2 separate regions of the Homo sapiens genome follow, and region 1 is linked to region 2. Evidence: chromatin contacts called from ENCODE Hi-C or POLR2A ChIA-PET data. All regions are on one chromosome and are shown on one strand. The core of a region is the stretch at or near the end of the contact, and the rest is flanking DNA. Distances in the headings are between cores, read along the strand shown. Region 1 overlaps SLC44A1 (solute carrier family 44 member 1). Region 2 holds the start of FKTN-AS1 (FKTN antisense RNA 1).

Region 1 (6,830 bases), core at 3,145-5,644, 240 kb after region 2:
CCTCTAAAACACCCAAGGAAGTACTGCTATTATTTTCATTTTACAAATGAAGATCTTTAGGCCAAACATTACTGTTGTTATTTTCAACAGTGTAACCTGTCCTTTGATTATCTGCCTACTGGATCTACTCGTACAGATACATCCCCAGTTGCATGAAAAATCTTACCTATCATAGAAAAACTCTAAATGTTGTTCCCATTGTATTGCTTTTATATCAGAGAATCAAATTTTTGATAATCAAACATGCCTACCTTGGTATTATTTAATTTCTTTCTTTTTTTTTTTTTTTTTTTTGAGATGGAGTTTCACTCTGTTGCCCAGGCTGTAGTGCAATGGCATGATCTCGGCTCACTGCAACCTCTGCCTCCTGGGTTCAAGCAATTCTCCTGTCTCAGCCTTCCAAGTGGCTGGGATTACAGGTGCCCGCCACCACGCCTGGTGGTGTATTTTTTTTTTTTTAATAGACGGGGTGTTGGCCAGGCTGGTCTCAAACTCCTGACCTCAAGTAACCCGCCCGCCTTGACCTCCCAAAGTGCTGGGATTACAGACATGAGCCACTGCGCCCAGCCTTATTTAATTTCTTTATTGCCTCAACAATGTATCAATTATTGAAATTATACAAAGTATAATATTCATTTATAATATTGAAATTATACAAAATATAACAACCATTAAAGTATAATATTCATTCAATTATACAAAGTAGAACATTGATTTTAAAATATTTAACCCATGTGGAACTTATTTTGCATGGTATGAGATTAAAGTAGATCTAAATGTAGCTTTCTTCACAGTATCACTCAACCCAATATTTTTTGTTAAACACTGACTACTTTCACAGTATTTATTTCTGCTGTTTCTATTTTGTTCCAATCACTGTTCTTAACCTATGTCCAGGTAGTCTTGTTGTTGTCCTTTGGAACAGGTTTCGGCCTAGAATGGCAATACCCCTTTCATTCTCCTCTAAGTGACACAATTATTAATTAGATAATGACAACCATAGATACACGACCTGTACTCACACAATGAGTAACCCTTCACTCCCACCTTTTATTTGGCTAGTATGCTAACTGCCAACATTTAAAAATCATAAGACTGATACACTCTTCTACTCATTAACAGACTTCCGGCTTCTTTTGAAAACTTAGCATCACTGGCCCCATCTACCCATATGCCAAAACTCACCCCAATTAGCAGCTATCTCCTTTACATGGGGCACACACACGTAAAGTCCAAAGTGTCCAATATTCCCTGTTGTCTTATATCCAACCCATGGTGAAACCCATATGTTTCCCTTCCTGCCTTCAAAACCAGAAAGTTCACAGCTAATTTAGTGCTTTATGTCAGTAACTACACTTAGCCTAGATTTCTGGTCTCATCTCTTCTCCACTTCCACGGTGTGCCTCCTGATCTTTTTTATTCCCATTTCATTGTCTTACAATATATGCACCTACTTCTAATCCTTTCAAATTATTTTGTGAATGAGAAACAATTTAAAAACATTTCTCCTCTGAAATTCTTCCCTGATCCTTTACTCTGTGATTTATACTATCAATCAAGTTCAATGCACATCCTACTGGGATCTTAACTGGCACTTTATTAAATCTATATAATAACTTTGTTAGTATTGTCATCTTTACTATATTAAGACTACTCAACCAGAAGTAGATTATATCTCTCTTGTTTTTTTTTTTTAATTAAAATACTATAACTCTCTGTATTTGGTCCCACATATATCCTGTTAGATTTTATTTTAATAAAACAAGTATTATATTTTTCATTGTATTTTCTGTGCACTGATAAGACAAACGACTGACTTTAGTTAGGCATCTGCTTTATAACCTATAATTTAAGCGCCTCATTTCAAGATACGTTTTTGTTGAATCTCCTAAACATTCCAGGTTATAGTCCCTTGTCACTGGCAAATAGTATTATTTTTCTTTCTAACTACCTATACATATTCTAGTTATCTCTTTTATTATGATTTGCTGCAACTAGTTATTTAAAATAGTGCTATTAAAAAGATGATGTCCTTGCTTATTTAATTTGAGGTAAACTATTTCTATTTCTCCATAATACTGGTAGCTGCTATTACTAGAAACTCCATCAGCCTCCTTTCATGCCATCAAACCTATAACAAAATCTATTTTTGACAAAGGTGGCAAAGTAATTCAATGGGGAAGATAGTCTTTTCAATAAATGCTTCTGGAATAACTGTATTTTTGTATGGGAGAAAAAAGATAAACCTTGACCTTTTCTTCACACCATAATCAAAAATTAAATCAAAATGAATCATATATATCAACATAAGCGCTAACTAAAAAACTTTCAGTAGAAAGCACAAAAAAAAATCATTGTGAATTTGGGGTAAGGCAGTAATTTCCCAGATAGTACACAAAAAACATGAGCCATTAATAAAAACAAACAAATTCAACTTTATCAAAATGTAAAACTTTTGCTCATCAAAAGATGTCACTAAGAAAACAAAAAGCAAACCAAAGATTAGAAAAAATAATTGCAAAACACTTACCTAACAAAGGTCTTGTATACAGATTTAGTGCTCATAACTCATTAAGACTAACCAGTTTGTTTTAAAATATGCAAGATATGAATACTTCACAAAAGAAAACAGATGGATGGTCAACCAGCACTTAAAAAGATGGTCAACATCATCGGTCATTAGAAACATGCAAATTAAAACCACAGTGAGATACCACTACAGATTCACTAGAATGGCTAAGAATAAAAAGAACAGAGACATGCATGGTGACATGCATGGGACTGTACCTATAGTCCCAGCTATATGGGAGCCTCAGGGTCACTTAAGGCCAGGAATTCGAGGCTGTAGCGTGCTATAATCATGCCAATAAATAGCCATGGCACTCCAAACTGTGCAACATAGTGAGATCCTATCTCTAAAAAAAATAAAATAAAATAAAATGTAACAAATAACAAAAAGTCTCATAATACAAAATGTTAGGAGGAAGTGAAGCAAATATAACCCTCCTACTATTGTAGTGGGAATGCAAAATAGTGCAGCAACCACTTTGGGAAACAGCTTGATAATTTCTTATAAAGTTAAACATCCTCACCACATGACTCTGCAATCTCAATGCTATATATCTAACTCTTCAAGAGTAATGAAATATATTAAATTACATACACAAATTGTTAAAGCAGTATTACTCACAATAGTAAAAAAAAAAAAAAAAAAAAAGTTAAATATTGAAATAACCCAAATGGCAAAAAACCTAGTGAACAGATAAACTGTGTTATAGCCACACAATGGAATATTTCTCAGTAATTTAAAAGGAACTAACCACTGATGTATTTAACAACATGCATGAATCTCAGTAGCATTATTATATGTTTTAAAAGGTAGACACAAAATACTACATAATATATAATTATTTGTATATGACATTCTAGAAAAAACAAAACTATACTACGAAAAGCAGATCAGTGGTTGTCTAGGGACAAGAATGGGGGCAAGGACTGACTACAAAGGGGCACAAGGTAATTTTCTAAGAGCAAAAGAAGTATGGATTGTGATGGAGGATGCATGACTGCATATAGTTACCAAATTCAAACTACACTTGAATGAGTAAATTTTACTATATGTAAGTTATAACTCAACAAAACTATAACAATGAAATATTTTTAAATTTCTTCCTGAAAATCGACTTTACAAAATCCAATTTAATTTAATGAGCCCCAGTGTGTAGTAAGAATTTAACCTTACTCAGAAAGAGATCTGGACTTTGCCCTTCACTTCTGGGAGTTAATTTCTAAGCCTTATAGGAGTGTCTTTGTTTACTTGGTGCTCTTGGGTCACAGAAGTCTAACAATGTGTTTTAGGGTTGGGGTAGACCACTCCACATACTATTTAGGGTGGGCGTCGACCACCCTAGAAAGACCAACAATGTTGTTTAGATTAAGAGTTTGGGATCACATGGTATCAAATTGACCAGAGGAGCTGGAGACTGGAGCCTGAGTCAGCCATATAATGGAGTCCCAACAAAAATTATGAACACTGAGGCTTAGGTGAGCTTCTTTGGTTAGCCATACTCTGTGTATTGTCACACACTGACACTGAGAAAGTACTGTGCTCGGACTCCGTGTACTCCACTCTCCCCAAGGGAGACAACAATGGAAGCTCTGCCCCATGCACTCCTTTTGTTGGCTGATTTTACTCTATATCCTTTCCTAAAAATAAACCATAACCATGAGTACAGTAGCGTTCAGTGAGTTCTGCAAGTCTTCCTGGCAAATAATTTGCCAGGAAATAGGTGGTTTTATGGACCCCTGATCTTGCAATTGGGGTCAGATATAAGGGTGGTTGTGTGTGGACTGTGTGCCCTCTAACTTCTTAGATGCCCTCAACTCTGACACCCAGGTAAACACAAGTGGGTGGCAAACCCACTTGATTGCCATCAAACTCATAGTTGAAGCAGTTAATAATTACCTGAAGTATATTACAAAGGTCATTGTCTATCAGCTCATGAACAATGACTAAAGCTTGTAAAAATCTTCACAGGTGTCAGGTAACCTAGAACCAACTCAAGTAGTGAGACTTCAGATTGAGCATTTGTACCAGCTGTTTAACTTAGACATGGCAAACATATACACCTAGTCAAACAACACGGAGAAAAACCAATCATCCCTTCCTTGCCGCCTAGCTGCATACATGTCATCTAATTCTGTTAAACAGGTTTTCACTTCCCTATTTAGAATTGGCAAAACATTTTGACTTTGAACTCCCGCATTTTCTAAGGTACGTAGCTGGATCTCCTCTTTCAAATTGCTCGCAGTATTTTCCACAGCAAGTATTATCCTAAAGGCAGAAATGCACTAGCAATACAGATGTTACCTTTGTAAAGAGTTTAAAAATTTAGGCTTAAGAGTAGTATGGTCACAAAATATGACAAAAAAATCTCCATAAATTTACCTTCTGAAAATTTAGTTAGCGTCTTTACAACTTCTAATATTTTCCATGAGAGGGAATGAAAGTTTAGGAAAAAAACTGTATAGGCCGGGTGTAGTGGCTCACGCCTATAATCCCAGCACTTTGGGAGGCTGAGGTGGGGGGAACATTGAGGTCAGGAGTTCAAGACTGGCCTGGCCAACATGGTGAAACTCCATCTCTACTAAAAATACAAAAATTAGCTGGGTGTGGTGGCAGGTGCTTGTGATCCCAGCTACTTGGGAGGCTAAGGCAGGAGAATCTATTGAACTCGGGAGGCGGAGGTTGCAGTGAGCTGAGATCTTGCCCATTGCACTCCAGCCTGGGTGACAGGGCGAGACTCCATCTCAAAAAACAAACAAACAAAAAAACCTGTATAAATAATACAATAAGTTTTCATTTAGAACGTCACAGATGTTACTATTTCCAAATGCTTGTAAATTTGGGAGGAAATAAGTTCTCAAATACAAGTTTATGTGAGGTATCTATCTAGGCTGCTCTTTTCCACTTTATGCTAAAGTGGGAGTGACAGTAGGTTAGAGTTAGAATCAGAGAGTACTGACAGGAGACAGAGAGAGGAGTGCTTTCCCTCAAAGCAAAGCCAAATTCATCAAAGGCTTAGAGCATCTCCATTTGTTTAAACGTATCCCTAAGTGTGGGAAGAAGTAGGTGATCTACTGGGCTGCTCTGAGGAATACCTTGACAACAGGTAGGGAGAATACTCTGTAAAACTTAAGAATTAGTCCAATGGACAAATGTATACCTCTCTTCTTCTGAGCTTCTACAACTCCACAAGATAGAGTCAGGAGTACAAGATAGAGTCAGGAGCACCTTCCTGTGTGTGCCAGTCTTCTCTGGGCTTTAGGATGGCCAACAAGAATTCCAACCTGTAGACTCAACCACACTATTCCTCAGACAGTGAGAACCAAGCTTGGTATTCTAATCAGAATTCCATCTTCACTAGAAGATGGGCTCCTGGAGCCACCTCTCAGTCCCCAAACCCTCATAACCATCTAGTCACCTCTTCGTCCAATCACCATTATGTGTACCATCCTTCCACAGCCGACTTTACTTGACTTTACCCTGATAAAATGCAAGCCCTGCCTTGAACCCCCAAAATATGACAAAAAATATTTTCAAAGACATCTCCATAAACTTACCTTCTGAAAATTTAGTTAGCATCTTTATACCTAAATGAGGCTCCAAAACTCTGCCTAAAATTACCCTGTCCCTGAAACCCTGTCACTGGCTGAGAGTCTTCAACTCATATGTACAACCTGCAACCAAGATGCTGCCCTAAGGGGAGGTCAGAGAGATTCAAGACTGAGAATCTGACCCAATTTTGCTGGAGGATGGGAGTCATGAGCCATAGAATATATGCTATAGAATATATGTTACCTCCAGAAGCTGAAACTGACTCTCAGTTTATAGCCAGCAAGGAGATAGGAACTCAGTCCTACAGCCATGTGAAACTGAATTCTGTCAATAGCCTCAATGAGCTTGGAAGAGGATTCATTCCCTAGAACCTCAAGAAAAAAATCACAGCCCTGTCAACACTTTGATTTCAGCCTTCAAAACCCACAGCAACCAGCTAAGCCATGCTGTGCACAGACTTCTGATTTACAGAACTTCGTTGTTAAAAGCAATGAATTTGCTTCAGTTTCCGATTTACAGAACTTCATTGTTTAAAGCTTCTTACTTTATGGTAATTTGTTACAGCAACATTAGGAAAGTAATACAATGGTGGTTCCAGTACTATCACCAAATTGCCTTCTTTTCCTCTCCCCACCAGCCTGCTGTTAGGAACTCAGGAAAGTGGAGTCACTCAGCTTTCAATAGACAACACTTTTACATGACATTTCATCAC
Region 2 (6,888 bases), core at 890-3,389:
TTAATAACGGCCATATTTGCTAAACAGGATCTAGATTCTTGTCACTTAAAAGTATGGTCCTAAGAACATCAGTATCACATTGGAGCTTGTTAGTAATACAGAATTTTCAGCCCCCACCTACTGATTCATAATCTACATTTTAATAAAATCCTCAGATGATTCATATGTACATTAAAATTTGAAAAGCACTGATGTAGATGCTAAGGGCTTTACATGCAGGGAGGATAAGAACAATGTCTACCTTGCTCGTCGTTATATCCCTAGAACCAGCAGTGCTTGAAACATATAAATATTTGTTGAATAAATAAATATGTAAATGATACCACTTCTGGGTAGACAATTAGGCAGTGGAGATTATATCTATTTGAATTATTTATTTTCTGCCAGAATTCCCAGAAGTAGGTGCTTATTATTTGCTGTAAATGCTGTTAAATTAGCTTAATAACAACACTGGGCCCCTGAGAATCTACAACTATATGTAACTTTTTTAAAAAGAACTCCTTCCTTGCTCTTAGCTCTGAGATCCACATGCCTCCTTCAATAATTTCTCCAACCTCCTCTCTGTGGGTATGGCCTATAGTTACTCTCTCTACAATCTCTCCCTGAAACCAAATCCATTCTCAAGATTTTAACTACCACCTGTGAGAGAAAACACTATTTAAATTACAGTCCATGCACTCTATCTGCCTATATTTTCAACTCTATTTCCTGCACCTCACCTCAAATTTAACATGTTCAAAATTAACTTTTTTTTTTTTTTGAGACAGAGTTTCGCTCTTGTTGCCCAGGCCGGAGTGCAGTGGCCTGATCTTGGCTCACTGCAACCTCTGCCTCCCAAGTTCAAGCGATTCTCCTGCCTCAGCCTCAGGAGTAGCTGGGATTACAGGCGCCCGCCACCACACCCGGCTAATTTGTTGTATTTTTAGTAGAGATAGGGTTTCACCATGTTGGCCAGGCTGGTTTCGAACTCCTTGGCCTCAGGTGATCCACCCGCCTCAGCCTCCCAAAGTGCTGGGATTACAGGCGTGAGCCACCGCGTCCAGCCCCAAAATTAACAATTTTATTCTCTGTCAACTATCGTCCTCTCCCAGTCCAGAAGAAAGTAACTAGCTCTCCATCCTCACAGTCTCTAGTTTTACAGGCTTTAGAGAAGAGAGATCAGCTGGCCCAACATCACCTTATGGAGAATAGGCTCTAGAAGAATTAAATGACAGCCAAGAGGCTAGTTATTGGCAACCTCAGCACTCTACGATCTAAATCACTTTATTCCCAGTACACTATTGCATGCTGGAATTCAACAGAATTCCCATTTTTGCCAACAGCACTTAAACTTACTTTTTAGAAACGCAGGTTAAAAATATCATCACCCAGATCCAAGAAATCAAGTCCTGCGTATTGTTCTTTCGGCATTTCCCCGGTTCCTTTCTTCTTCCTTGTCAGAACACCCTGCACTTCCTTTCCACTAAGAGTTCTTTCACCGTTCAATGCCAGCCTTCCCAAATCCTCTACCCTCACTAAACTTATGTCCACAAATAGAATCGCTAAAATATAAATGCTTATTCCTGCATTTGATATCTTTGTCCATGGCCCAACAGAGATGGTTTCCAATCGTTCAAACCCTATTTATCCTCAGAGTCTAGCTCAAACACAGCCTTTTCTACTGGGCTTCCATCTGCCCAATTTCTAATATACTGCTCTATCATTCACTTTGTCATTTGTTCACAGCTTGATTTTTACCGACTGGAAACGTGCTATCTTCAAAAGCATAAAGAATCTGATATATCATCTAGGTCCTTTTTTTTTTTTTTCCACATCTGACAAAACTGAAGCCAAGAGAAATGTGGCTTACCTCATGTTAAATGAGAAATTGTAAATTTCAGGCCGGGCGCGGTGGCTCACGGCTGTAATCTCAGCACTTTGAGAGGCCAACGCGGGCGGATAACCTGAGGTCAGGGGTCACTACCCTAACCCGGCTACTACAAGAGTCTCGATCGTCCTCCAACCTTTCATCTGTCCCAGGATTAAGATTTCACCTGATGACACGCCCAGAAGTGCGGGAAGGACTGGCCAAGTGGAAGTCTACCACGCGATGCTCGTGGACTGACTGAGGAGTACCCAGCCCGGAGCGCGCTCAGCCTGTGGCCGGCCTCCTCACCAAGGGGTAGGCAGGTGCCCAGAATGCTGGAGGATGCCCGGTAAGGGCACCCGAGTCGCCAGCGGTACCTGTCTGAAGGCGCCCACCCATCCCCGGGTACCGACCTGAGCCTCCCGTACCTTACCTCACTCAACAGCAGGCTGCAGCCGCTCCGCTTTACGGCACTCACAGCAACCGCCGCAAAAGCCGCCGTCAAGTGCTGAGCGGCGGAGGCTGGCTTGGTTCCTGCTGGGACGTTCCCACGGTCCAGCCCCAGCCTCGGCTTTCCTGTGACTCTTGTCGCATCCTCACCGCCAGAAGTTCACTGAGCCCTGGCGATTCCTCGCTTTTATAATCTAGCCACTTAGCCAAAGCCCTTTTTTATCTCTTGCCTAATTGACAACTACAGCAGCGCACTGAGGCAATCTGAGAGTTTAAGTTCTGAAACGCTTTCGACAGCGGAAGATGAACTGGAGGCAGCAGCTGAGCCGTTTTCCAAGCCCGTTAAATGTGAACTTCTGATAAACGAGTGGTTTTTTTAGTGCGTGTGCTTTGCTAGAGGGATTCAGCATAACTCCCTGAAGTTTGGTTTGGATACAATTAGTAGAGCTAGGGGATAGAGTGGAAAATAGCAGCTGCGTTCACTATTCCTCATGAAGTTGAGGTGCCTTTATGACATTCAAGATTTAGCGACCTGTTGCCCTCCAGTTTAAGGCTGGATACAATTTTGTACCTGATTAACTTTTTTCTTTTCTTTTTTTGTAGAGACGTTGGGGGCTAGCAGGGCGGGGTGTGGCGGGGGTGGGGGGGAGGGCGTCCTCACCATCTTGCCCAGGCTGGTCTCGAACTCTTGGCCTCAAGCGATCCTCTCACTTTGGTTCTTTTAACGGTGTAATCCAAAAGGTGGTTGTTAAGGCTCAGATATTAATCTTCTTATAAATTTTTGAAAACCATAATTCACTAAACCAGTTACTGTAATTATAATTTATTTCTACAAAACGGAAAATACTCCCATCATATATTTGTTTTCTAAGCTTTGTTTTTAATTCTATCAGTACAGAAAGAAAAGGAAGAAAAAATCTTCCTCACTTCCTACAGGTTATGACATTTACCAACTTTTTGTTTTTCCTTCCAGAAATTTCCTATGCACATACAAGCTTACTGTTGAAGTCCTCTCATCCAATGCACTCAGAACGGGTAGGTACTCAGTAGGTTAATAAAAAAAAGTGGAAGGTTACACCAAGAGGAAGTAAGTTATCAAAGCTTAATGGCATCATTAACACAGGTGCTAACGTGATGGGACATGGGAAAACTTGAGCATCACATACTTGCTATTGATTGAAACACATCAAATATAAAAATTCTTGAGTTTATAATGACTCCTTAAAAAATAAAATTCAGTCGTGATTGAAGATTGCCAAGTTGAAGATTAAATATTCTAAAACTTGATAAGGGAAAACATCAAGCATTTATCCTGCCTTTCTTGTATGAATTGAATTTTAGTGTAACCAAAGTACTTATAAGAGTTCCAGCTAATAAATGGAGGATGATAAAACAATCACGATTTTGTAACTCCTAATAAAATAATCGAAAGGGCAACATCAATAGATGATAAAATTAAGGTGAAAGGTTGATGGGGAACTTTATAATAGACTGGCATCACCTAAACCCACTGATCTTAATCTCACTAAATTTGGGACAAGCATATATTATGTACTTCCTGATGTGATAGAAAGTACACAGCCACACCTGTGAAGGATTCTTGCCTAAAAATTGAACCTGCATTTACTCAAACTCTAGATCTAATACAGGATATAGAGAAGCAACTAAATTCAGAAAACGGGACATTCTACCAGACAAATTCCTCAGTTTTTTTCATAAATGGCATTTAAAAGCAGAGGGAACTATTGTAAAATCAAATATTTAAGAGATGTAACGGAGTACAATGTGTGGACCCTGTCTAGATCTTGATTTGAACAAGATAACTGTAAAAAGATACTTCTGAGACAACTGAAATTTTAGTATGGACTGATCCATTAGATAATAGTACAGAATTACTGTTAATTTTGCTAAGAATGTTAACAGAATGTGGCTGTTTTTAAAAGCCATCATGGATGCATATAGCATACTTACAGGTGACATTTTAAAACAAAATAGATAGCACAAACATGGCAAAATGTTAACAATTGATTAGGTGATGAGCACAAAGCACTGGCTTTCTACTTTTCTGTATATTTGGAAATTATAATTAAAAGTAACAGGAAAAGGGAAAAATTATCAGGTTCTTAGAAATAAATACTTTCCAAGTGTATAACAAATCTAGTTCTGAATAAACCTTCTCAAAAAGGCAGTTTCAGTAGAGGGTTACAATGGCCAATCTTCTGTTTTGAACTAAGTTCATTTTAAGCATGGACCAGCTGATTAGAGTATCTCACTGTTTTTCTTACAAAACCATAGACATAATGCATCATCCATCATTTGTAGTTTCTGTTTCTGTAAAATGGACCAGGAACTTAAAGATACAAGTGAAGGAATATAAATTTGGAGTCCTGGAATTTATTTTTAAAAATCTTCCCCTATCACTCACAATTACTTTGGCCACAACTAACTTTGCAACTTTTTAAACTCTTCATCTCTAATGGTTCTCGTACTTTTCTTATAAGTACCTTTTCATACTCATTTCATATTTATTTTGGTTTATATATTTATATAATTGGTTTACATACTTACATGACTACAACAGTGACTACCACCTACATAAGCAGGTTTGGGAACAAACATAACTGAAGGTAAATATACAACTAAACTGGTGGCAGTGTTACTTATCAAGCATACTGAAAGGTCAAATGTGAGCCCTCAGCTCATGGCAAACGTCAAGTCAGTATGCTTTAATCTGGATAGCAAATACAGCTGAAAGAGTGGGTACAAGGATGCATAAAAACAGCCTCTCTTACAAGTAAATATTCATGTTCTATAAACCACTCAGCTGTGCACACATGTAAGGATCCTGGCCGACTCCTAACATTTGTAGGGTCTGGGCCAAGAATACAAATGAAAGCCAACCCTGACATATTTTCAGTGTCTAAATAGCTGAGCGTTAACCAACAAATAAAATGTTATACTCTTCTACTTTAACATGTATTCTCAAGGAACAGAAATCTAGGTTCAAATATGCGATTCGCAGATTCTTCAGAAGTGTACTAGAAAGTGATACTAGGTTGGCCTGCCCTTCCCTGATCCCCTGGGTCTCTTTTTACTTCTAGCTTAAGCCTGCCACAGGGGCCTATCATGCATGCATGTGGACAACTCAGTCTGCACATCCAAGCTTCATCTGTACTTCCCACAAACTGCCAGCCATAGGGGTATATACATCTGTAGTAGTCTTTTTTCAGGATGGATTTGGACAAAAGGCCTGCACATATCCTGGAAGCAAGCTTCAGGCTGATGAGGCAAGGAATCCTGGGGTTCTGGCTGATAACATAGTATAGAATTCTGTGGGTAAAGGAACATGGATTCCAAGTAGGCATAGTCCCTTGGCTCCTCAATTTTTCATCCCATGAAGAGAGGCACAGCAAGAGTGTGGGGATCCGGTTAGTTAGCTTACCTTAGGTAGGTAACAAGAGAAGGGTCCTGGAGAGCCCCTGGCTCATGAGTCAGTGCCTTATCCCCAGATAATATAAAAAGCAGCCTGGGAAAAAAGCTGCAGGCACCAATAAGGGAACTAGCACAGGGTGTTGTGCCTGGAGACATGCCCATGACTGCACAGATGGAAAAACCTACGGCCCATTTGGATAAAAACTTGCACAAACCTCCAGCTCACTCAGATAAGGGAACAAGGCCTGGCATAGAAATGCCTTGGTCCTTTGTATTGTCAGCAGGTTCCCAGGAAAAGTTTATTCCCCTTTTGTAGGCATGGGCACAGTGGGCTCTGGTAAGTTCCTATGGGCGCTCTACTTTCCTTTGTTAGGACTGTAAGTCCAGCTGCTGTGTATCATCACCTCAGCCCGATTGGTCCTCGGCCACACTTCACTTCAGCTTCTGATAGGTCCTGGGCCAAGCTAAGCAGCATCTATGAATCATTTCACCTCCTGACTGGTCCCGGGCCAAGCCGAGTCACGCATTCGCCAAGACAGCCCCCAGACTAAGCACATTCCTTCCCCTTCCGTCCATAAAAACCTGGACCCCAGCCTCATGATGGGCACTCCCGTTCGGGACCCCCTCTCTGCTGGCAGAGAGCTTTCTTCTTTCACCTTATTAAACTTTCACTCTAACCTCACCTTTGTGTCCGTGCTCCATAATCGTCTTGGAGGTGGGACAAGAACTCCAGGTGTTATCTCAGACAACGAAAGACTGTTTCAATAATGTAGTATATAAGTGGACAAGAACTCCAGGTGTTATCTCAGACAACGAAAGACTGTTTCAATAATATAGTATATAAGTGGGTAATGAAACATGCATTCCAAGTAGGCATAATCCCTTGGCTCCTCAATTTTTCATCCCATGAAGAGAAGCACAGCAAGACTGTGTGGTGATCAGGTCAGGGTCCCCTCTTACCCAAGTATACATGCATGCACACACCCGTTGTATCGTACTGTATATATTGCTGGATGACTTTTTTGTTTAATATCATGAATACACTTCCATTAACAGCATATCCTTTAACAGCTGTGTAGGATCACATGGAAATACCAAAATCTAACCATCTGCTCTTGTGCTGACCTTGTGCAAAAATAAATAAATACAAATACACCATG

Evidence for each region. Hi-C counts contacts between places; a loop is a spot of excess contacts on that map. ChIA-PET counts read pairs that join two places held with the same protein, here RNA polymerase II (POLR2A). Pooled maps may share reads with other maps.
Region 1: a loop to region 2 is called in a pooled map, with 2.1 times the contacts of the local background. The contact joins the enhancer-like site here to the promoter of FKTN-AS1 in region 2. A Hi-C loop is called at or near these places in 1 of 50 pooled maps. POLR2A ChIA-PET finds 5 or more read pairs at or near these places in 2 of 52 experiments (activated CD4-positive, alpha-beta T cell and activated T-cell).

Annotation. Positions count from the first base shown.
Region 1 is chr9:105,316,680-105,323,509 of GRCh38, reverse strand. All of the region lies in intron 3 of SLC44A1 (solute carrier family 44 member 1), which reads right to left. Among named protein-coding and RNA genes, the nearest start is that of SLC44A1, 75 kb to the right of the region's middle. Within about 2 kb of position 4,394, at least 4 of the 41 ENCODE cell types and tissues checked have a DNase peak (open chromatin) inside an H3K27ac peak, as active enhancers do.
Region 2 is chr9:105,553,557-105,560,444 of GRCh38, reverse strand. FKTN-AS1 (FKTN antisense RNA 1) reads left to right here and starts at 2,139. Exons shown (of 3, transcript NR_184141.1): 1 at 2,139-2,675; 2 at 3,270-3,331; 3 at 6,102-6,410. It overlaps FKTN (fukutin), which reads right to left and starts at 2,314. Exons shown (of 11, transcript NM_001079802.2): 1 at 2,280-2,314. RefSeq lists enhancers at 2,054-2,243, 2,404-2,453.